3 separate regions of the Mus musculus genome follow, and all the other regions are linked to region 1. Evidence: chromatin loops called from intact Hi-C (ENCODE). Cell type or tissue: gastrocnemius. All regions are shown on one strand.

Region 1 (8,000 bases):
GGATATGGTTACAGATTACAAAAGTTTTGTTACAGCTATAATAGCCTTTCACAAAGGCACAGCCCTCCAGAGAGCTGTATTTCATCTCTGCTTTCCCCACCACATAAGACAGAGGGCAAGGAGCTGAAAGGCAAGGAACTCATGAGGGAGCTGAGCAAGCTCTGACATCCCCGTGACACTCCCATCAAGCGGGACTGAACTGCACCCAAATGCTCTTGTCATAACAAGCTCTGGACCACATTCTCATCATGTGTTTATTTATTTATTTTCACACTCCCCTTGTTGGAGATGCGTTGCCTAGCAACCGGCTGTCATACTCTAAATAGACACACACACACACACACACACACACACACACACACACACACACACACACAAACACACAGAGTGGTCCACTTGAAGACACTGAGACAATATTTGAGTCTTTGATGAACTTGCTAGGACTAGCACATCATTACTTGGAAGAGGTAGTTCCTAGAATTCATATTAGTCAGAGTCACATCACAGGCAGTACCTGTGACTGTCCCTTGTGAGGCAGAGAAAAGCTTAGTGACAGGCAGGTAAGGGACTCAAGAAGGCAGGAGGTGGCCTTGCTTTGGTGGAAAATACTATATATTTAACTCCCTTAAGCAGGTAAGGCTTTTGGATTCAGTTACAATTACGATTCCTCCCCTCCCCCCACCCTTGGTATGGTGGAGGGGGGGCCAGGTCTGAAGGTATGATTCACTTCATAAAGAGCACAGCAATGTCTACTGAGGTAATTTTCCTGTTTGAAGGAATAAAAAGCAGGCCATGTTCCTCCTAGCTCCTTCATGTCACTTGCTGTGCATGAGAGCTAGGATTGTGTCTCTGAAAAGGACTGTAGTTTAAATATGAAGTCTCTCCCAGGGGTTCTTAGGTCACAGCAAAGTTCCTTCTTGGTGGTACTGTTTTTGGGAAGTCCTAGAAACGTTAAGAGGTAGAACTTAGCTGTAGGTAGTAGCTGACTGGGGTGATCCTTGGGATCTTTTGCTCCTGGCTCCATCCTGACTGTCCCTCAGCTTCCTCTCTGTCCAATAATTCTGCCACCATGAAGTTCTGCCCGAGTCCATGGAACCAGGATGTCATAAACTGAACCTGCAGAAACCATAGATCTAGAGCCACTCATCCCTAAACATCCTTCTATCAAACAGTTTGATCACAGCTTTCAGACCCAGCCATAGTACATCATCAGGAAAATAAGTGGCCCACGGAGGAGCTACATCCTAAAAGATCCAGCCGTTCCACCTCTGGAAAATTGACACTTGAACATTTTTGTCATAAAAATAAAATAAGTAAAGTAACTTAAGCCCAGTTTGAGGGGAAACACAGCATAAGCACACGACTTAATAGGTTGTCTTGGAGCATGATCAGTGCCAGGATGAAGATTCAGACCCTTCTATCTCTGTCTCCAGTCTTTGCAAGCCTGCTTCTTTGCACCTTTCTGCAGTTTTAGCAAGAACTGGGCATTTCTGGGTGCCACACTCTTGAAAAACCTCAGTGTGTCTTTTCAGTCATTTTTGTTTGCTTTCAAGTTATCAGCTGGAGAATCTGGGGCATTTGAGCTGAAGCTTTGACTGGGAGAAATTGGAAAAAAGAAAGGACAAAGAGAAAACGTGCCCAGACTGGTTTTCATCTTCTGACTTCCTTGGTTTGTTTTTCAAGAGTTACTCGGGGCTTCTACGAATGGGGTTGACTATTACCAAGGCAAGGGGCACTTTGTATGTATGTGACAATGCTGTCCGGGCTACTGGGCTCTCCTCCTCCCTGCACCTCTGCTGTTAGGACAGTGCTAACAGGTAGGCTGAGCAGGGAGGAGCCAGCCAAGTCCTCTTTCCCCAGAAGACAGAGAACTGGGTTTTCACTCCACAATGAATAGGAGACCCTGCTGGAAGAGCCTTTATCCCTATGAAGAACGAGACTGACAAGATAAAGGGAGCCTGGTAGTCCGAGGCCAGTGGCGAGGACCAGCACCTGTCTGTCCTTCCGGCATCCATTATTGGTTTGTTCAGCCTGAAAGCCTTCCTTTGCTTCTCAGGACCCCAGTTTCTCCCCCCAAGTCAGCCTGCAGATGTGAGCATCCATCTTACAACAGGCAGCATGTGGTCACACGTGTTTGCAGAGCTCTGAGTCCCCCAGGGAGAGAAAGCACCTGTGTAAACAGAGCAAGAGGCAAGATGTGCTTGTCAGATACACTCTAGGGAAGGCAGTGTCCCAGGCCGAAGCTCTGGTGGGGAGGAACAATGGCTACTCTGTTTGCCCAGCTGCCTCTCACCTTCCCTTCTATGGTACCCAGTGTTGGCCCCACCCAGTTTTCTCTGTTGAGGAGGGGGCACTGTCTACTAACCAGGGACTGTAAGAGAACACCAGTGCCTCATTTGGGAAACTCAAGATTTCATGAAATGAAGTGAAAATGTCTGACTATCTCTCTATGTCTGCCTTACTGTCCGTCTGCTTGGGGCAGAGGTGGGCTCATCTGATTCTCAGCCCTCCCTGGTTTTGCAGAGGATGCTTAGGAGATGATCCTACTCCCTCCTTCCTGCTACATACTTGATAAGATACTTGATAGACAGATGAGAGCCTAGCACTGTGTCTAACTTGCATGCATATTACTGTGCCCTGCCTGCAATGTAACTGTGTGCTATAGACTGAGAGTAAAGTGAGCTTCTGCATTTCTTTCAGTCTGGCTCGGACCCACGAGCCTTAACATCAGATTTGGTGATCCCAAACTCAGACTGACGGAGCATACTTCAATAAGCCCAGAGGACCAGCTTGTCTCTAAAATTGGAGCCAAATGCTATTTCTTTAGTCAAAACACTTAAAGTAACCGGTCTGCAGAATGTTCGTCTTTTTAGGAATCTTCAAGAATAATCCTGATGACACATTGTCAAGCCTTGACTGGCTTGGCCTACATAGCTCTCTGTCACCACCTGTCCCTTGGCTAGCTAGATTCCCAAATCACTACAGATCCACTTATTTGGTGAAAACATAAATTATCTAGGCAATCCAAAGTGAGTTCTCCTTATGTGTCAACCACCTAGAGATACAGACAATGGAAGCCAAGGCCCAGAAGGGTGGCTATCAGCTACCAAATGGTTTCTACTTAGTGTGGCTAGAGGAAAGGAAGAGGAGAACCTCAAGTTTTATTGGAATGAAGGAGATTAGAGTATGGGACTATGGATCTGAAGAGAATGGAGTCCTGCCAAGAGAGTATTGCAGCCAGTGAACTTGGCCTTCAAAGTTTTGCTCTTATCATTACTGATTCAAGACCAGCTATGAACGATGAGATCTCGCCAACACCAGTATAGACAGCATATGGAAAACTGCCTTTCTCTGAGGGTTATACACATACAAAGGCAAGAAAAAGATCTTTGACCTGTTTCCCTTAGACAAATTCAAAAGATAAAATGAATTCTTATTCCCTAGCCCAGGGACATGGAGCTAAGAGGCAAGAGATTTGTAGATCAGGCTGTGGGAATGTTCAGGTACTTTCGCCGGGGCACACATTCAGGTATTGAACACTATAAGGGGTCAGAAAAGTTTACAGTGTCAATTTCAAGTCACAGAACTTACTTCCATATTGTGACAGACCAGCCATCTCCACTCTCCATCCAGTTTTCTCCCTCCATGCCCCCTTAGCCTGGTCCCTGTGTTTCATGGATTTCTTTGCTCCCAATATCTCCAAATTGTTCTGGATTATATTGGCTGCACATTGGTTTGACGCAGCTTCAAGCTGCCCACTGCGTTTTCCATGGTCCTTCCAGGTTTCATCTCTGGTTTTCAGCTGTTGGTCTTGGCTGGGGTGAGGCACTTCCTGACTTTTTTCCCCTTGCACTCCCTCTACAGTTTTCAAATCTCCTCTTTCTCATCTTCATCTCTGTCCGTATGAACAGTGCAGTCTTCAACGATTCACCTAGGGTAAGGATGTGAGTCAGCACCCATGAGGGAAGCTGAATTCCTCCCTACTGGCAACTGAGCAGATTGGCCAGGAGGCATAAGAGAAAGAATGGATGTATCTTTCTAATTGTTAGAGACTAAGCCTTAGGACAAGTGACAGTCAGGAAAGAGAAACTTAACAGGGCAAAAGGGAGGGCAGATACAGACAAAAGATGAAGTAGGATTTATGACTGTGTAGATAGAGGAAGCAAAGTATGACCAAATCACACTTGAAATTTGAACCTTCTCTTGCCCACTTTAGATCTGAATTGTGGATCCCACCTTGAAGCCCTTTGGAAAGTCTTGAGAGCTCTCTACACCTGAGTTATACAGAGAAAGGGCTTAAAGCTTACAGGAGGTCAGCCCATGGGAAGAGCTAAAGAGAGACTTCAAGGCCATCCACCTTCCCATTTGGCACAGCGCCTCCTTGGAAGCTTCCCCATGGCAGTGGTACTGTGAACTTAAGGAAGCAAAAACTTAGGTCTGGCAAAAATGCACACACTCATGCAATAATAAGAATAAATACCTTATTATTCTCATTCAAAGTTAAAAAGAAAGACATATTGTTTCTCTTTGCCTCCTAGTCTTCCCTGAGGAAAAGTATATTTTAAAACTACCTTGGGTTAAATATGCTCTCTGTTCCCAAATTTATATCCACTTAGAACTTATGAAAGTGACGTTATTGACAAATAGGGTCTTTGTAGAAGGTGCAACTAAGTCAAGATTATGTTATAATGGATTAGGTTGGGTCCTAAAGTCAACATAACTGATATCGTTATCTTTAAAAAACAAAAGTAACCTGAAGGGGCTGAGAATATCTCTCAGCAAGTAGAGCCCCATGCCAGAAGCCTTGTTTTCAATCCCCAGCAACACGGAAATCGGGAGTTACTGAGAGAATGGCCTGTAATTCCAGTGCTTGGCAGGTCGAGAAAGGAAGATCAGAAGTTTAAGGCCATCCTTGTCTATATAGTAAGTTTAGAGGCAGCCTGGGCTACATGAAAGTGTTTTACACACACACACACACACACACACACACACACACACACACACATACATAGTAAAGAATGGAGAGATGGGGGAGGAGAAATGAAAGGGGAGTTTAAGCAAAATAAACAGATACACAAGAGGAAAGGTCAAGGGGAAAGGTCATGGAAGACCGAAATGATGTAGCTCTGAGCCAGGGAACACCAAGGATGCCAGCAACCATAACGAGCCTGGAGAAATGAGGAGGAGGAGCTCCTGACCTTTTGCCTTCGGAGGGAGCACCATGGCCCTGCTGACACCTTGACTTCAGACTGGGAGACTCCAGAACCATGAGAAAGCTGTAGAGTGGGCCACGTGATCTGGGAGGCTTTGTCGTGGCAACCCTAGAGAACTCAGCGGGTGACAAGAATCCTCTCAGTGGGCCACACTGGCACAGGGCTGATGAGGCTTCTCCAGACCTTGTCAGAAGATTGCTTTCTGACTGGGCCAGGATCAGGGTCCCTGAAGCCATGAAGCCACCATTTTGTTCTGCCGACTTCCTGATGGCCTGTCCCCTGCCTCTTGCCTTTTGTTAGGCATGTTCTTGGGGACTGCCTGACTGTGCGTCTGTTGCCTTTTAGCGCTGGATTTTATTTCGGTTTCTCATAAATATAGAAGTGCATTGGAGAGGAGCCTGCCTTGGCAGGCAGGCCTTTGGCAGTCCTGACAGCTTTGCATATCTCTCAAGTGAGTTATGAGTGGGGACTGGGGTTTCAGCCACCACTCCCTTGAGTCCTGTGGTCCCCCCCCCCTCCCGCCACCCAAAGAAAGCGACCTTTCTTCAACACAAGGCCTGAGGAGAAAGAGGAGGCTACAATATAACCCCTAAGTTCCCCCACTCCTCATAAAACTCTTCTTAAATGACAAAGAGAGTTCGAATGTTTGTTTATAAGAATTTTTTTTCTGGAAAAGAAAATCCTCAGCATAGCCTGATCCAGGGCTACTGGTTCATGGCTAAAAGAAAATGATCCTTACAAGGAAGCTGGAGAGATTGTACAAGTGTCAGAGCCTGTGAGCTCCAGATGGGTCCTCGAGCCAGCAGAATGTGCCCAGCCCACTGAGAAGTACAACTGGCCTTGATCTGACAGTGCAGTACTTTTCTTCCCCTGAGGTGACCTTGATATTCTCACTTTCCTAAATGAAATACGTGCTGATTCTATGAGCAGTGATCACCATTTCTCTGTTCTAGGCCCAGACACCTAGAACAACATGGCTGGAAAGAACCTGGGGACCCCTGGGGCCTGTGTTCTCCAAACCAGGGTGTGTATACCGCAGGCGTTGAGTAAGACTATCTACTGGGGTGTGGGAAGAAAATATTGAACCTTCTAGTTGTGTTTATTTTGTTTGAAAAAATTATGAAGAATTTTACCAACAGTCAAGACCCACAGGCAGCAGTAAATCTATACCACTTGTCAACATGGATATATTTGGATGTGAGTCTCTTAAAATTATTTGTGGTTGTAAAGCTTAATTAGGGAAAAAAATGCAGCCTATCATTCTCGAGGTTTTTAAAGTATGTGTTGGAGGGTGTGGAAGAGAAGGGCTTGAGTAAGTGGGGAGTCTATTCATCTCCCTCTGAGCCTTATCAAGCAACTCAATCCTGTTTTTGTATCTCTGATCCCTGAATGTAGGTGTTTTTGTGATAAAGCATATGTCACACACACACACACACACACACTGAACAAAATGACTAACCTATTTCAGTTGGGAGAGCTAAGAACCAGAAGAAAAGTGATTGCCCAGAGCCATGCAAGTCATTAGGGCCAGCGCCAAGGCTGCGACTCCCTCTCCAGTCCAAGTGCACTGTGTTTAAGATGGGACCATGTGTGCTCCAGAGCACGTTCTCTGTCTGGGTGACCTTACATAACCAGGCAGAACCAGAAGAGGGCTGGGCAAGATGGAATCTCCTCCTCCAGTAGCGATCAGCAACAGCAGAACGGGGCCAGACTGAACCTTGCTCCCTGCCCAGGATGCTTGTGTGAGTGGAGCCAGGGCTGGAACCCTCTGCCCCTGGCTGGATGCTCACATCACATGCTAACTTGCCTGTCCTTTCAGTGTGTCCCAAGGACTTCATCCACAGTGCACTCCTGAGAGGCCCTTCACCCTGATTTGAAATGGGGTTTGCTCCCATCTGGGTCTCCAGAGGTCACAGGGAGCAGTCTGCTTCATGAGCAGAACATACTGTCCTTGGAACTGCCCATTCATTCTCTGCCCACCACACTTGTTGCTACCAGCGCACAGGGTCCAGGGGCTTCCTTCTCTGTTTGATTTTAACTAGTGTGAGGAATATTGCTCTATGTAAGCCTGAAAGAATGGGGTTAAGGGATTGGCTACCATCCTTGATGAAAGTGTTTTGCATATTTATGAAACAACATGAAGAGGACATGAGGGTAGCTAGGTAGTACCTCTGCTGCTCACCAAGGGGGTCCTGTGAGAATCGAGAGTCAACAGAGATGTCTTCATACCCGAACTCCTTCTGGGTCCAGAATGGGTCTTAAATCTGCATGCCCAGTGCTTGGGAAATACTGAGGTATTTTAAAAATGTGAAGAGCAAAACTGAATGCTAATTCAGCTAATAAATGAATGAATAAGCTCAGGAATTAGGAGCTCATTTAAGATAGGCCAGGGAACTTCATTGTGCAAGTAGGCTTTGGCAGGTGGCTAAGCATCAGAAGAAGAGAGAATGTATTTTAGGTTGTGACAAGGTTCTTAGGCAGAGGGATGATGGGAACTAGAGAACCACTCTGCTGGGGAAGCAGCATTTCAGGAAGGTGAGCTGAGGGGGAGGGCTGAGGACACAGTTCAGTGGAGAGTGCTTGTCTAGCTTTGTGAGACCCTATGTTGAATTCTCAGAGCTGCAAAACACACTGTGAGTTGAGAATCAGCTGTGGCTCCCTCTCTCTCCATTAGTGTTTTTTGCTCAGAAATCTCCAGCCTGACTCTAACATTGGTTCTCTACCTCCCTAATGCTGTGACCCTTTAATAAAGGTTCCTCATGCTGTAGTAATCCCAAAAATTATTTC
Region 2 (8,000 bases), 170 kb after region 1:
GAGAAAATAGAGGCAGGACTAGCAGAGTCTACAAAGATAACTTTAGTGGGAGGAGAGAAAAGGAGATATTCTGAGGCCCTACTTTCCCCGGTCAAGCATATTCTAGACAGGATGACGGCACGGGTGTGCTTGAAGCTCCTCAGAGATCATGGGCAACTTCACAACTTCTACTTAGGCCCTCCTCGGGTCCTGTACAAAGGTATATGGCCACATCTGAACTGCCAAAGGGGATGGATAATGGATGGGTAGGTAAATTAATAAGTGGGGAGTAGATAGAGAGACAATGGATAGAAGGAAGGAAGGAAGGAAGGGAGGAAGGGAGGAAGGAAGGAAGGAAGGAAGGAAGGAAGGAAGGAAGGAAGGAAGGAAGGATAAATGTGTGAGTGGATGGATGATGGATGGATAGATAGATGAATGATGGTTGGATAAATGAATGTTTGAATGGTAGCTTGATAGATGATGGATGAGTAGATAATAATAATGAGGTGGGTGGATAAATGGATGGATGACAGATGGATAAATGGTGAGTAAATGAACACACTCATGCTTACATAAAGGATAGGTGGATATATTGGTGAGTGAATAGATAGATCAATGGCTTGGTAGGTGTTGCAAGTGGATAAGTAGTTAGCTGGGTGGGTGGATGAATGGAGTACTTTCATATGTAAATGGAAGGGTGGGGAGGTAAACAGACAGGTGGGTAGGTGCTGTGAATGAGTGGATAAATAGATGACAGTGGGTGGGTGGGTGGATGGATGGATAATGGATGGATCGATCGATCGATCGATGGATGGAGAACAATCTAAGGCAGTTTCTTAAATCTACTCTTGTTACTTGCTTTGGTATGCCAGGCACTGTATACTGAAAAAATAAATCTTGCTTTCATTGTCAGGAGGGATCAAATACATCTTTTCCTCTGAGTAAATGAGAATACTCGGAACCACCAAATTTACCTTTAGGTCTCTTATTAAAACCACTTGGTCAGTTATGCCCACCACCTCCCATCCATCAGTCCATCTGTAAAGAGGAAGGGCAGGGCAGTCAAAGATACGGGGAACAACAGCAGTGGGCGGGACATGGACTAAGCAGCCTACGTGAAGAGAGATGTCTCGGACACTGTTTCTCAACTAGGAGAAACAGCGCTCAGACATAGTGCCTCCCATCACTAAGACAACAACTGAGGGTACAAAACATGGTTGCAGCAAAGCACCTCCATGGGGCGTGAGTTCCAGAGCCAGTGTCTCATGAGAACAAGGTAACCTGTTGATTCCTTCCACTGGTGAATGCATCTGCCTCCTGCTAGCTCAATGACCTGTTTCAACTCCCAGGGAAGCCGTGAATGACAGCACCAGTACCAGGCTCAGGTTCCCGTCACCCCGTGCAAAAATCTAACTTACTCATTCTATCCCTGTTCTAAAGCCCTGTTCTTTAATGTCCACTGTAACTCCATTGCCACATGCACACTCTGGCTACCGACTGTAATAAAGCAACTGATGGTGAGAAGTTACCTCTTATATCCACCACTCAGAGACAAAGGCAGAGGAGCACTGGGGAAGAACTATAAAGGACATTTGTGACAGCTGCATTTTTACTTCTGGAGCTGATCTGCAGGTAGAAGATGACAATGCGCTGTGCTGGGCAGGAACCACTGAGGAGAAAGTCCTTCCTCTCGCTAACTGCCCTGAAGGAAAAAAGTAATCAGTGACCATTGGCGCTGCAAGAACCTGGGGAAACAGCCCAGTCTCCTCGGAGCCATTTCTCTTCCTCTGGAAGCCTGCAGGACAACTGGAGAGAGTAAACAGAACCAAGACACAAAAGAAGCCCCATTTCTGCATGCCCACATTACATGAAGTTCTTGAGGGGGGTTTGAGTGAATAAAGTTGAAGACGCCCTCCTTTAAAACATAATTTTTTTATTTAATTAGATGAAATTGTATCTGTTATCATTCGTACCTCCTATCTCTGTCTTTGCTTATTTTATCTTGCTGTTCCATCAGCCTAATTGTGGAGGTTCAACCTTAGATGTCAAAAGGCAGAGGAGAGAAAGACAAACCAAGAGAAAGGCCAACAAACTAAAAGAAATAGTAGACTTTTGTGTCTAGGAAGCATCATTGAGAGACAAAGGATAGGGGTCTTGGGTGAACTAGATCTGAGCTCAAATCCCAACTCTATGATTTTCTACCAGTCATGTGGATTGGAGCAAGTTACTTAACTTTCCTGACCCTAGCATAATTAATTATAAAATAAACCAATTGGTGCAATGTTTGAGATGGTAATGTATATTGGAAAAAGACAATAACAAATTCAGAAGGCTAATGGAAACAAGCCAGTCTTGATCGTAACAATTCTGAAGAAAAAAAAAAAATGGGGGTGGGGGTGAGGGAGACAGGCATAGTGGAAAGTTTTTTTTAAAGGGGGGGGGGGGTCATGGGGATGCTGATTTGACAGGAGAGGAGACAGTGATGTTTGATTTGTTTTTATTTGTTCTGTTTTTGAGACAGGGTCTCACTGTGTGTGTTCCAGGCTGTACTAAAACTTATGCAGATCAGGTTAGCCTTGAATCACATAGGTCCACTTGTCTCTGCCTTCTAAGTGCTGGGATGAAAGGCATGTGCCACTGTGTCCAGCCCATGGTGGTGGTTTTTTTTAAAAACTGTCAAATCCCTTTCCCATCTTGGACTCAGTTAAGTAACAGACTCCCTGAAACTTTCTAACTCTCAGAGTCTGAGATAAGCAGGCGCCAGCAGACAGCTAGGCTCCTGCAGTCACTCTGATGAACTCTAATCACACCTCGTATTGAAAATGGCTCATAACTATCTCTGTCTTACAACGTACTACATGCAGGTTTGGATGAGGGTGAAGACTTATGTAAACTCTATATGGTAAGCACTGCTTATCTTGTACACTGATGGAGGGTGGGTGCCTGTGTTCAAGAGCATGTGTTTGTACATGTTCCTGGGGATTGAACGCAGGGCTTCCCGAATGTTGGACAGGTGTGCTACCCCTCCAGACCAAAGCTTCTGATTTGAAAGCTTTGGAATATAAAATACTATCCTTAAAGAGTCTCATCACAAATATTCCACAGCCTAGAGCTCATATAATGATGTAATAAGTGGATCATCAGTAGCTCAGAAGTGAGGAAAAAACAAAAACAAAACAAAACAAAACAAAAAAAAACCAGAGGAACCTGTCATTTCACCCAGCCTGTCCGATTTTTTAACAACAGAAGAGAAAAGCTAAGTCACCAGAGGGCCGATTAAGTGTCCTGTGTCCTTTGTTGCTAAGGTAGAGTGATTAGAATAGGCGCTAGTTCCAATGCATCCTCAGGAGGGAACATTTCTTTCTCTGCATGGATTACAGATCTAGTCAAAAATAGAAAACCATAGGCGTTTTATCTTTTGACTCTGGTCTGACTCTCAGCAAAACAACCAGGTGAAATATTGTCAGTCGACTTCAGCCCTCCCTTCCCTCATCATGCATCCAAGCCAGCAGATGGTTATTAATAAGCATCTTCACCTGCCTCTGCCCTGGGTTCTGTGCACAGGGAATGACCTCTGACCCCTGACCCCTGACCCCTGACCCCAGACAAGCTCAGGCGCAGGCTGGCTAAGCTACCTCTAGGCAGCAGGGGGAATGCAGAAGCAGCAGTTAGGGAGAGAGGAAGAGGCAGAGGAAAAAGCCACCACAGGGCTGAGTGGTGGAGACCAACCATATTTTAAAGAGACAGGCTAGCCGGGAGCAAACTAACAAATTCATGCGGGACAGTCCTCCTTACACCACTCACTGCCTTAAGCACAGCTTTGCCTTGGAGACCCAAACTGTTCTAAACTTGAGTTCAGATGGAGCCTGACTCCCTCAGGAGAAACCAATCAAATCCTACAACTGCTTCATTGATTCCTAGAGACTGATAGTGGCCCGGTAAGGCTAATGATTTTGAAATCATTGAAATCAGTTTTCATTTAGAATTACTTAAACAAACAAACAAACTCTGCACCCCTCCGCAGAAGGGCCCTACCCTGCCTTGTACACCGCTGACCACACCCACCATGGCTCTACCTAGTGGGATTTTTTGGAGAATCCCTAACACCAAATACAAGGTAGGGGAGGGGCATACGGGGGCTTTCTTGTGGATGTGGTTTGCCAGGAGACAGCTGCAACCCCAGGCTCTGCTCTGTTTGTGAGTGTAACAGGGAACTCCGAACTCCAGTCTGGAAAGATCAAATTGTGTTGTAATAGCCACCCCAGGAGGCATGGACGCGTTTTTTTAGGGCACTATTTCACGGTAGAGGGACCATATACATGTCATGGACGCTTCTGCGTCCCACTGTTTCCCTCCAACCGCTAGGATCCTATGTTTCCTAGACAGAAGCCCAGCGACTAAGAAAGCAGAACCTACTCAAAGTCCATGGAGGTCCCTAACCCAGTCCCCAGGAAAAGAGGTGTCTGGAGTCCATTGGATGCCTGCTCTCTCCTCCCCGCCCAGCCTCACACCCACTCCCCTGGGGAACTAAAACAAACAATACTTTAGAAAAGTCCTTGAAAGAAAAGGGCGGAGTCGGGACCTTCTTGCTAAAGTAGTCCCCACCTGTCCTTCGGCTCTGCCCTCCCCCCAGCGCGCCCACCCTGTGTGCCCCCTCCCCCCCTCCTCCTTTTTTTCTTTTTCTTTTCCCCTTTGTTGCTCAGTTTTTAAAGGGCAGAGTTGACAACTCTGGCTTCAGCAAAGCCAACCGTGAAGCCAGACAGAATCAGCTTGGAGCTGCTGACCTAAGTGTTCCGCCCCTCCTCCACCCCTGACCCAGCCTCCCACCCCAGGCTGCACGTGGCTGCGGGAGTGGGGAGGGGAGAGAAAGGGGGAAAGAAGGGCAGCCGCACCCTTCTTCGGTCACCGTTCTCTGGCTTCCTGGGAGATTATGACACCTTAGGAAGAAAGGTAGGATGCCAGACAGCACAAAAGAGAACTCCCAAAGTCTCACTGAGAGATGCTCTCTATTGAGGACTGCCTCTGTGGAGAGCCATCAACCCGATACCACTATGCTAAAAATAACTTCGCCAGAGCTTGGGATGTAACTGGGTTCGTAGAGTGTGTGCCTCACACTCGTGAGTCCCTGGGTTTAGCCCCTAGTATCTCATTAAAACCCTGTGTAGCAGCGCATGCCTATAATCCCAGCACTCAAGAGAGAGGGGCAGCGGGATCAGAAGTCCCAAGTCACCCTTAACTATCTGAACTAGAAACCCTTCCTCAAGCAAAACAAGACAAGAACAAGGAAAGACTTCAGGGCCTTAGAGGAAGTAAATTCCTTGCTCACATTCAAAACTGGAGAAAGGGCCTGGTTTTTCTGGTTTTTCTTACACTAACTGGAACCTGTATGGTACCATTGCTCTAAGACCTGAGATGGCTCTGTAAAGTCTAACATTTTCCCCTCTTAACTACAGTTTGTATTTTGAGCAAATTGCAGATTTACATGCAGTAGTGAAAAAATTATAAGCCAGACCCTGGTGGTTTTGTCCAGTTTCCTCCCAGTAAGAAGGTCTTTGGAAACTGGGTAGCACGGTGTCACAGCTGGGATATTGTTGCCTATTGTGAGAGGACTATTTCCAGCATCAGATCCCTCCCTCCCCTCCCACAGCTACATCCACGTCCCTCCCACACACCCACTCCTCCATCCCCATGAGTTGCTGTTTCGTTATTATAAATAGAATCACATGTGACCTTTTTGAGGTTGCTCATTTGCTGGGTTGGGACTATCTCTCAGTGGTACAGGGCTTGTCTGGCAGGCAGGAGGCCCTAGGTTTGATCTTTAGTCCTATCTTAAAGGAGGCTGCCATTCTTTCAGCATAGTTCACTAGAGATTAGCCCAAGTAGTTGTCAGTAGCTTATTCTTTTGGATGGCTTAGCAATATTCACTCTATCATGTGAATGGATGGCAGTCGGGTTAGCCATTCACCTGCTGGAGGACTTCTGGGCTGCCTTCAGGTTTAGGGGGGAGGGGTCCTATCCACATTTGTGTCCTTATCTAATTGAGTCTTCTTTCTCTGTGGTAATTGTCCATGAGCAAGTACCTGGATCTTATAAGAATTGCATGTTTAATGAGGCACCTTTTAAAACTCTTTCCCAAAACTGCTTTTGATGTGCCCCTCCCCCAGGTGGCACCTTCATCATTAAGGAGTCTCAGTATAACCAGCCCCATCCATTCAGGAGTCTGAGTCCACAGATTTAATGTATGAGTATCCACCAGGGCTGGAATTCAGAGAGATGAGTGTGGGATGTCTCTCTTGCCCCTGGAGCTCTCTCTGCAAATTCGGGCAAGTGGTGGTTCCTTAGCCTACCAGTGAGGGGGCGTTTTTGTCTCTCTGATAATGAGCTAGAGAAAGGTGGGCCCTGGTGAGGATGGAAGCAATCCAGAGATGTGATCAAGAGGGCAGGCCCCTTCCTGAAGAAGCAAAAGAGAAGTGACAATTCTTTCAAAGGAATGAATCCGAATCCCCCAGGGAATGTTTTCAGTGCTCACAACATACGCATTCCACGCCGTCCAGACTGTCCTAACTCAGTGAAGACCACAGCCTAGAGAGCCTATATATTAGAGCATCAATGTCTTAGTTAGGGTTTTTTTTTGCTGTGGAGAGACACCATGGCCACAGCAACTCTTACAAAGGAAAACATTTAATTCGGGCTGCCTTACAGTTCAGAGGGTTATTAGTCCATTGTCACCATGGCAGGAAGCATGGTGGCAGGCAGGCAGATGTGACACTAGAGAGGGAGCTGAGAGTTCTATATCAGGATCAGTAGGCTGCATGAAGAGAGAGGGATCCTCTAGGCCTGGCTTGAGCCTCTGAGACCTTGAAGCCCACCCCCAGCAGCACATTTCCTTCAATGATGCCACACCTACTCCAACAAGGCCACACCTCCTAACAGTGCCATTCCTATGAGCCTATATAAGCCATTTTCACTCAAACTACCACAATTAGCATCAACACATTGCCTCACTAACGTGCAAATATAAGCATATGAAACACTCCTCTTGTGTATATGTGGTTATATGAGCACACACACTTTTTTTATTATTATATTTTCCATCCATTATCTTACCTCAAGTTAGAATTTGGCATGGGACTGTAACTACAACGTTTTCTAACTTACAGGATTCTTCTAATGGTCTCCACCAACTAAGTCTCCCTTACCTTGAAGCAGGATAGAAAGACAAGACTATAGGGGGGAACTGGAGGTGGGGAGGCTTCTAGGAGATGTTGAGACAGGTTCAAGCTGTGTAGTCCAAGCTGCCCTTGAAGCAATCCTCCTGCTGTGTAGCTCCCCTGTTTCTGGAATCAACGCAGACAAAGAAAATTAAGGAAGCATAGGCAGAGATAGGAACTCTTTGTCCTTGCTGGCTGAGATTCAAAAAAGACGATCATAAAAAAATGTTAAGTGTAAGTTTCTGCTTGAGTCATGTGATACACACTCACGTGGTGAGGCCGACTCACGCCGTGTTTTGCTGAAGCAGGACCCACGGGAGAACACATGATGCTTGGAGAGAGTATAAATAGGACTCAGCAGACAGTGATGGCATGCTTGCATAGCTAGCTTTGCAATGCTTCGTCAGTCTCATGTCTTTGTGCTGATCTTCTCTTTGTTGAGAGACACTCAGCAAGGAACTTATCCTAGTGTCCCTGCTAGTACTGGTCACTCCCACTGACCAGTGCCAATTTGGCCGAGGCCTGGCAGATTCTGCTAGATCATGGCACCACTGCTGACTTGTGTTTGCTATCCTACTGAACTGGACTGTTGGTATCCTGACAGAGATTGGAATCGCCCCCAGAAACTACTTCTAAACAGGTCCACATCCCCTGTCCTAGTTACTATCTTTTCTCCCCTTCCTTTGGTCGATGTGACTAAAAGGGGGGTTGAAGTGTTTGAGAACCTTTTTAAAGTAGGTTTTGAAAATCTAAGCCTACTAAAACCCAACACAGTGGAAGTTTTCTGGGTTTAGAAGATTTAGGAGTTCA
Region 3 (8,000 bases), 120 kb before region 1:
GCTTTCGGTAACAATGCAGCACACTGTTTTCCTTCATAGAAATCCCATGGTCCTGGCATCTCCAACATTTTGGGGTCTCAGTTGCAACTTAGGCAAGCAAAGCCTCCCCAGCCTCACCCACAGCCCACTCAGGAGATACCCACAGGGAATTCAATCCTTCCTTGCAGAACCCGGCCTCACATCTTTCCTGAAACCATGGTGCAAGCCTTCATGATCTTGTTACTCTTGTACTTTGTTTGCCTTCAAAATCAGCACGTGAGGGATGCTTCCAAGCTTAGCTGCCAGCAGATGATATAGCCTAGCCCTAGGTCACCGTCTTTACAGAAGCCTTGGAGTGGCTGAGCCTAGGAAAGCATTTCCTTAGGAGGTTGTCTTCCAGCAGGAGACCCTGTAGTAGACAGCTTGGGTACTCTCCTTTCAGATGAATGTGCCCTTTCATGCCCTGGAGCCCTCTGTTATGATGTCTTGCCTACACTTGTCCTCCTATAGAGTAAGGGTTTTCTTTTAGCCCAATCCCTTTAACAACTACAGCTGCTCCATCAGCATCTTTTCTGGCTATAATTTGAATTATGTTCATATTCAATTCCTTGCTACTTCTCTATTTTTTTGTATCTGCCCTCCTCTTTTTTTCCCATTTCTCGTGTAAAATCTGACTAAAGGTAGTGAGTACTAACCCCACCAAGGCTTGTGTGTTATGCTGTTTTGAAATTCCTCTGCCGAGTAACCTAATCCATTATGTCAGAAGTCAGCTTTTCTCAAGTTCTCAGGGCATGAACAATACACAGCCAGATTCTTTGCCAAAATCCAACATGAAAGTCTGCTAGCCTTGTTACTTTTAGAGTCCTCATTCTGCTCTGAAAACATAAGCATAGTATTTGCTGTTTGCATTTGCATCAGTAATTTGGTCTTCCATGTCCCTACCTGAATGCCCCATTAAATTCTGCTCCTCTAGCCCAGAGCTCCAATCTTTTAAATTCACCTTGACTTTGAAAACCAGTTCCAAGTCATCCGTTCCAATCTTTTCACAGCAATATCCCAACTTTGAAGTATTAATTTTCTATTTTCTTATTCTTTTTGATGTGAACTAACTGGCAAGAAACAAAATAAGGAAAGCAGGATTTATTTTGATCCACTGTGTGACAGGATACAACCTGTTATATTATGGAAGGCATGACAGTGGGCCACTCCATAGCAGTAGCAATGTATGGCAACTAGCTGCTTAGCATAGCAGAAGCAATGAGAAACAGTGGTGTTGCTTAGCTTTCTCTTTTTCTTCTGTTCTTCCACTTAAGCCTCAGGCCAAGATGTGGTGATGCCCACAGTCAGGGTGGCTCTCTGAAATGTCCTCCCATGCATACACAGAGGTGTGATTCATTCTCCTAAGTGATTCTCACTTCAGCTAAATTGATGATAAATGATGACCAGCACAGAAGAGTCTGGGGTAATAGCACTTCTGTCTGAAAAGCACAATCCCTAGATGTGCTTGAAGCATCACTATCATCTCTCCTGCAATTTAGTGGGAGCTAGAGAAAATACGTGCCTGGAAATGATGGCGTGTGCAGCTGCAGCGTGCTTGCATATCATTTGATATAGCACAGGCTTTCCTTTAGATTACACGGACCTTCTAAACTAATGGTGCTCAAGATCTGTTACAGTTTTTCTTGAGCCAGTATGAAACACAGAATGTAAGGCTCCCTGTTTTAGCCATTCTCACAGAGGAAGAACCTGGCCAACAGCTAAATGAAGACAATGTATATAAATGCCAAATGCCGTAGGTGCTTCAAACAGAAAGTCTATTATAAGCAAACTGACCATTATTCTTTGCCTCCCTTGACTCTATAAAAAGTGGATCCTAATAATATAACACTGTAAATTCAGTTGAAGCCATAATACTGATAATAAAATTAATTTTATACTGATTGAATAAATAAAAGTGACATGTGAGAAAGGAAATGCTTTTACTTAAAGAGTCAACAGAGTGAACAAGTTCAGACAGCTCAAAATCACTTATAATATACATTGGATCTATAATATTATCTAACAAATTTTAATGTCCTGGCCTATAAAGTAATTGCCATAGCTTGGACAATCCGTTGGTACCAAAAAGTAAGAAAGTTCCAAGAATAAATAACCCAGGCTGATGGGAATGCATCCAAAGGATACAGGAGCCAAAACAGGAGGTTCCGGTATCAATATCCTATAACGAAATAAGTTGAGCACAAAAATAAAGAACATAGTATTAGGTTATAGCCTAGAGTATAAAATAAACCTCCAAGGATCTATACCAATATAAATAATGATTGGATAAATAAATAATAAGGAGAGGAGAGACTAATATTCCTTGCAGTATTTAATTTGTCTATTCCCTTCTCCAGTAGATTAATGCTCCCATTCTTGCTCTCCTGTGTGGGCTGCACTTTACAATTGACTTCCAAAAGGTAGAGTATGGAAATGAGAAACACAAAGTCTGGGGAACACTGAATCCAGTCAGGCAAACAAGCTCGACCTTGCCGATGTTGATAGCATTAGCATATGCGCTATTGACAGGGATGTCATTTCAGTGGTATTGAGATGCTTAGGCAGGGGAAGAGGCATAAACTTAGGGTAGTGTTGGCTACATAAGTATAAGACCCTATGTCAAAACAAAAATTTCAGCTCAACATAGGCTACGTGGTTTCCAGTCCCTGGAATTTGGGGATGATACCCCAGTTCCTTCTTACAGGGTTTCCTTCAAGCATCTGATGGAAACCCTGAGTAGAGTGGCCACAAGGATCCCAGCCACAGACTGGGGTCGGGGTACAAAACAGTGTGTGCTATGCTGTCCTCGGCTTCTGCACTCTTTGATACCCCTACAGCAGAGGCAGTAGCAGCCCTCTCTAGCCTCTCTCACATTCTGTAGTTAAGATTCCATAAACATGTGTGCCCTCTGATCTATACTTTCCACTGAGCCAGGAAAATTGGACTGGCATAAGGTGATAGCTTGCTATCAGAAGCCTGTCTGCTCATCTCTGATCTGACCTGTCTAGACAGAGATTCCAAACCCGAGGCTGCTGATCAATTCTAGCAGCCTAGGAAGGGGAGCTATCCTCCCTGGGGGGTTGAGTGACATCAGAATGGACAAGCAAGGGGAATCATATCACCTACTTTCCAGAGGAAATTTAAAAATAGCAGCAACCTCCTTCTGTTGGCAGAATGGTAACCGTGTATCTAGGCCATCTCAGGATGTAATCTATCTATTGTGACTTGTCCTGTAGGGAGTCACAATATTTTATACTGAGTGTGCAGAACATGAAAGCAATTGGGCGGTTGTCAACCTGCCTGGTAGATTTTGAGAAGTTTGTATTTAATTGGAATCGTAGGCTCTGATTATTTGGTTTAGCTGTCAAGACTGAGCCATTCAAATGTAACATCAGAGTTGGTCATGCTCCACTTTAACCTGAGCTACAGAAAAAACAGAGTGTTGTGTACTCATTTGTTTGTTCGTTCATTCATTTACTCATTCATTCATTTGACACCTGCTACTTTCCAGACATGACACTGGGCTCTGGGGTCTCAGGATCCATATGAAATGTTGTCTTTTTGAGACGGCTCACAGGCCTGGGCTCCAGTCCCAGATGTAACCTGAATAGCTGCACATGTTATAGTGATGCCTTGGCCTTTTTCTAGGTCTGACTCTTATTACATGAGATGAGACTAAGTGTTTTTGCTAGGGATCGATACCAGTTTATATCATTATGTAATGCTAGCATCATCCAATATAACATAGATGTGCTATCACCTTCCACAGAACAGATGCTGTGTTTTGTACAAACAATATGAACAGACATTGTCTCACCAGATTTTGGTGCTGTGGAGGTAAGATCACTAGGATCTGAGACCTAATGTATTACAGTGGCAAACAGGTGACACTGGATGAGGGAACAGGCCAGCTCCTTGGAGGAAAACTGAGTTGATTCTTTGAGGCTAAGGAGGAAAGAATTATCAGACTGAGGTACTGAGAGAAGAAATTCCAGGAAAATGAGAGATTATAAAGAAAAAAAACAGGACAGGAGGCAGGAAAAATGCTGCTTATATTAGAAAATCATATCCTGGCTAATATCACTGAGAGTATGGGAAGGAGAGACCAAAACTGACAGGGTAGGAAAGGAGTGTAACAGGAGAAGACAGGCAGGGGGTGGGGGGGGGGGACACATGATAATACGGCAAGAGTTACAAATAGAACAGGGTAAAAACACCATAGCATGCACAAAGCTGTGGCTCTGATCTCCAGAACTGCATAAAACAATGAGTTGCTGCCACAGGTCTCTAAGTCAAGCACTCAGGAGGCAGAGATGGGAGGATCAAAAGTTCAAGGTCATCCTTGGCTAAAAAGAGATTCAAGGACACCAGAGCATGAAGAACTTTGTCCCCCGTGCCTACATGTCTGAACCCACGGGCTTCAGCAATCACAGAGAATTGTAAAGAGCAGGAAGGTGAGGTTGGAAGGGAGCAGTAAGGAACGAGCCACATATATTTCTGGGTGTTCAGAGAAGGCAGCATAGAGATCTGCTAACAAAGTCTAGACAGGGGTCTTCTTCCTTTCCCTTGCTGTCTGGACTCCCTCGATTTTCTTTTCTTCTTTGGAGCCGCCAGGAATCTGTGGGACATTTGCAGGCAGGAAGGAATGCCGTGCTGGTGGCCCATGGCTAGGCAACAGGCAGATGTGGTTTTGTGACTCTAAGGAGCTGGTGGCATCCATTCCTGTCAGAATTCCTCACAGTTAAGACCACATTGCAGCCCGTAAGAAGGCTGAGACTGCCTGGAAGTGACTCGTCAAGGATGGCATGATGATACCAGACCCTAAGAATCTAAACTACGTAGTTAGCTGAACACCATCTTTAACAAAGCTGCTTTCTTCTTTTCTTGTGTGGCTTTGACTAAATGGGAAGGGCCAGACTTGTTCGTTGCTAGTACCAGTCTGTAGAATAGTTGTTCAGGGTCTTGTGATCTCCTTACATTCCTGAGACTCTCAGTACATGAACCTGAGCTAAAAGTGTTTCCAACACAGGCCAAAGAACCAAATGGGAGCTAAGGGACATTATTAGAATACATGAAAAGGTGGCCTTAAACTTTCTCCATGAGTAAATTTCTCACAAAGGGATGGCACGGTGGAGAGAAGCTGTTTACCTCACAGCAGGAGGGAAACAGAGAAGAAAGGCATAAAGGAGCCAGAGTGAAGATGTACCTGCAGAGGCGCATTCCCATCCTCTCTCACAGTCCCATCACGTCTCAATAAACTATTGAGGTTCTGGATCAGGTTCAGATTAAAATTTAGATTTGATCAAAGCCCTCATGATCAAATTACTTTCCAGAATCCCAAGGACTGGAACCCAAGTGGCCAAAATCTGAAACTTCAGAGGACATCTTAGATGCAAATGCCAGTCACCTCCACATGCATAAGAAGCCTACCAACTGAAGAGTGCTATGGCAAGACCAGCCAGTGAATGCCAGTCTGGGTGACCTTCCAGGTGGGACTTAAAGTCCTGAGCCAGATTGCCTGGGGATGGGGAGACACATCCATTCCATCACCAGTAAGCTTTGCAGCCCTCAAGCCACGAGCCAATCATGTCTCTTTGGGCTTAGGTTTCCTCATCTGCAAAGTGGGATAAAAAGTACCTATGCCTGAGGATCCATAGCCACAGTGAGTAGGTGAGGAGCCTCTTCATTGGGTTCCCATAAAAATCTATACAGTGTAAATGAAACTGGAAAGCTCACACAGCAGCTCATAAAGAACTACAAATATTACATGTCAATCTTTTGGGGGAAAAATTAATGGAACAACAAAAACAGCAAAGATAAAAAGATGCTTTTTTGTTGAACCCCATAGAACTCAGGCTTAATTTAGTAAGTTAACTGGATACAGAATGAAGTTTCTAAAAGTAAACTTGAGGAGGAATTCTTAAGAGAGTAACTCAGAAATGAGAAAAGCAGCGTCCTATCAGGTGAGCCCACAGACACTCAGTTTGGCCCAGATAGGGGCCATGGGCTGTGGCTGCACCAACCTGCTACAGTTTAAAACCTGGCCAAGCAAGTCCGAGTGTCTCTGACTTAATCCTCCAAACTCTGCAGAGCAGTGGCTCTTCTCTATGCCCTACCCAGGTCTTTTTATTTAAGACTGAGTTCCCCCTGGGCTCCAGGCCCAGTCTTCCAGCAGTGGTAAACAGCATTCTGTTTCAGGTTTCTAGAATGCTGTGTCTCACCTGGGTCCTGTCCCTGCTAAGTTCAATATCTCTGTACTTTCTTGGTTTTGTTTTGTATGAAAATTCCTTTGAACCACAGCTGTCAGGGGCCTAGAGATTTCTGTTCTTTTCTGGACAAACTAGAGAGATAGTTGCAAGTTAACTATTCTCCTCATAACAATCATGGTCCATTGGATTCAATCACTCATTGCAGGAACCTTCATATCTCAAAAGTCATGTCCATAATTAACAAAGAAATAGACTCCTGGTGAGAGGATGGATGGCCTCAAAACTAACATCACTCTTGAATATACACTGATTCATGTGTACCCAAACATGCATACATACACACACACACACACACACACACACACACACACACACACTCACATACACACACCTCTTCACATCCAATTTTAACAAGTGGAAGACAATAGTTTCTGATGTAGATAGTTTACTTACGTATAAATTGAGAAACGACCAGTTGGTAGTTACATAACATTTTCTACCTTATGCTATAAAGAAATGAAGCACCTGTCAACTAAGCATCAAGCCCATCATAAGGATAAAGACCTGAATAAGTCAGCGAGGGGATGAGTCAAGACAGGAGATTTTATAGAGTGACACATGAAAGTTTTGATCCAGTCCAGAAGAAAAGAACCCCTGGCATTTTAGACTCAATCGTTTAGGTCTTGGTTAATAGACAATGAATGGGGCTTAGAGATGCTTGAGTCAGCAAAGTGCTAGCCATGCAAGCATGAAGGCCTTAATTCTGATGCCCAGAAACTACATAAAAGCTAAGTGCAATAGCATCTGTCATCGTAGGGCTGGGGCAAGGAAGATAGGAGGATCCTTTGGGGCTTGCCAACCACCTACTATCCTAGGTGAATCAGTGAGACTGCATTCAGAAGGAGGATCTGTTTCAAAAAAGGAAGAAAGAAGGAAAGAAGAAAGGAAAGAAAGAAAGAAAGAAAGAAAGAAAGAAAGAAAGAAAGAAAGAAAGAAAGAAGAAAGGAAGGAAGGAAGGAAGGAAGGAAGGAAGGAAGGAAGGAAGGAAGGGAGGGAGGAAGGAAGGAGAAAAGAGAGAGAGAAGTGAGTCAGAAACACACCAGCCTCTATCTCTGACATACATGTGTACACATACACACAGACATACACATACACAAGCACACACACATGCACACACATTCATGCCTGTGCACACCCATGTGCACAAACACACAAAGAGACTATGAATAGACATTGCAGATAAATAGCACGGTCTGACTAAGCCTGAATAATAACCCTGACCTGAAGAGAGAATCTGCATGCATGTTATTTTGCTTTTGTTTTGGTTGCTCTCAAAACTACACACCCACACATACACACATACTATTTCCTATTGCAAATGATGCCCTGGGGAGCCCGAGAACATCTGTGTGTTACAAAAGGGAGGAGATAAGCAAGTGACTATTTTAAAATTACAGTTGGAAAAAATAGAACTCCAGATGAAATTTGAGATAAAGTTCCAAATAAAGTCTTATGATTTGTGGGTCCTACATAAAATAAAAGAACCCCTAAATAGCATGGTATTGGCATAAAACAGACACATGGGCCAATGGGAAAGAACCTTGGTGGAAACCTGCACCTCCCCAACCTGCCGAGTCTCAACAATGGTGCTAAGAGCACATCAGAAAGAGTGGCCTTTGGAAAATTGGGTAACCTCTTGGAGGAATGAAAGCAGACTCATGTCTCACGTACTACACAAACTACTCAAAATGAACAAAAGACTTAAAATGTAAG

What was found. Peaks named below come from ENCODE experiments on the same cell type or tissue, not always from the same donor. Only the 100,000 strongest peaks of a DNase experiment are listed, where the experiment ranks them.
Region 2: a loop joins it to region 1, with 1.8 times the contacts of the local background. A loop is called at or near these places in 2 of 42 quality-filtered maps.
Region 3: a loop joins it to region 1, with 2.5 times the contacts of the local background. A loop is called at or near these places in 2 of 42 quality-filtered maps.

Annotation. Positions count from the first base shown.
Region 1 is chr1:73,110,956-73,118,955 of GRCm38, reverse strand. No RefSeq gene overlaps it. Among named protein-coding and RNA genes, the nearest start is that of Gm29185, 25 kb to the left of the region's middle. In gastrocnemius, no CTCF peak of the experiment used is centred here; a DNase peak (open chromatin) is centred at 4,375; H3K4me3 peaks cover 1,292 bases; H3K27ac peaks cover 4,339 bases.
Region 2 is chr1:72,942,070-72,950,069 of GRCm38, reverse strand. It overlaps Gm31047 (a long non-coding RNA gene), which reads right to left. Exons shown (of 5, transcript XR_001778985.2): 3 at 7,179-7,316; 4 at 1,509-1,681. Among named protein-coding and RNA genes, the nearest start is that of Gm31047, 7.0 kb to the right of the region's middle. In gastrocnemius, no CTCF peak of the experiment used is centred here; a DNase peak (open chromatin) is centred at 3,563; H3K4me3 peaks cover 490 bases; H3K27ac peaks cover 2,590 bases.
Region 3 is chr1:73,232,215-73,240,214 of GRCm38, reverse strand. The region is part of intron 1 of Gm29185 (a long non-coding RNA gene); the gene reads right to left. Among named protein-coding and RNA genes, the nearest start is that of Gm31197, 96 kb to the right of the region's middle. In gastrocnemius, no CTCF peak of the experiment used is centred here; a DNase peak (open chromatin) is centred at 3,093; H3K27ac peaks cover 2,411 bases.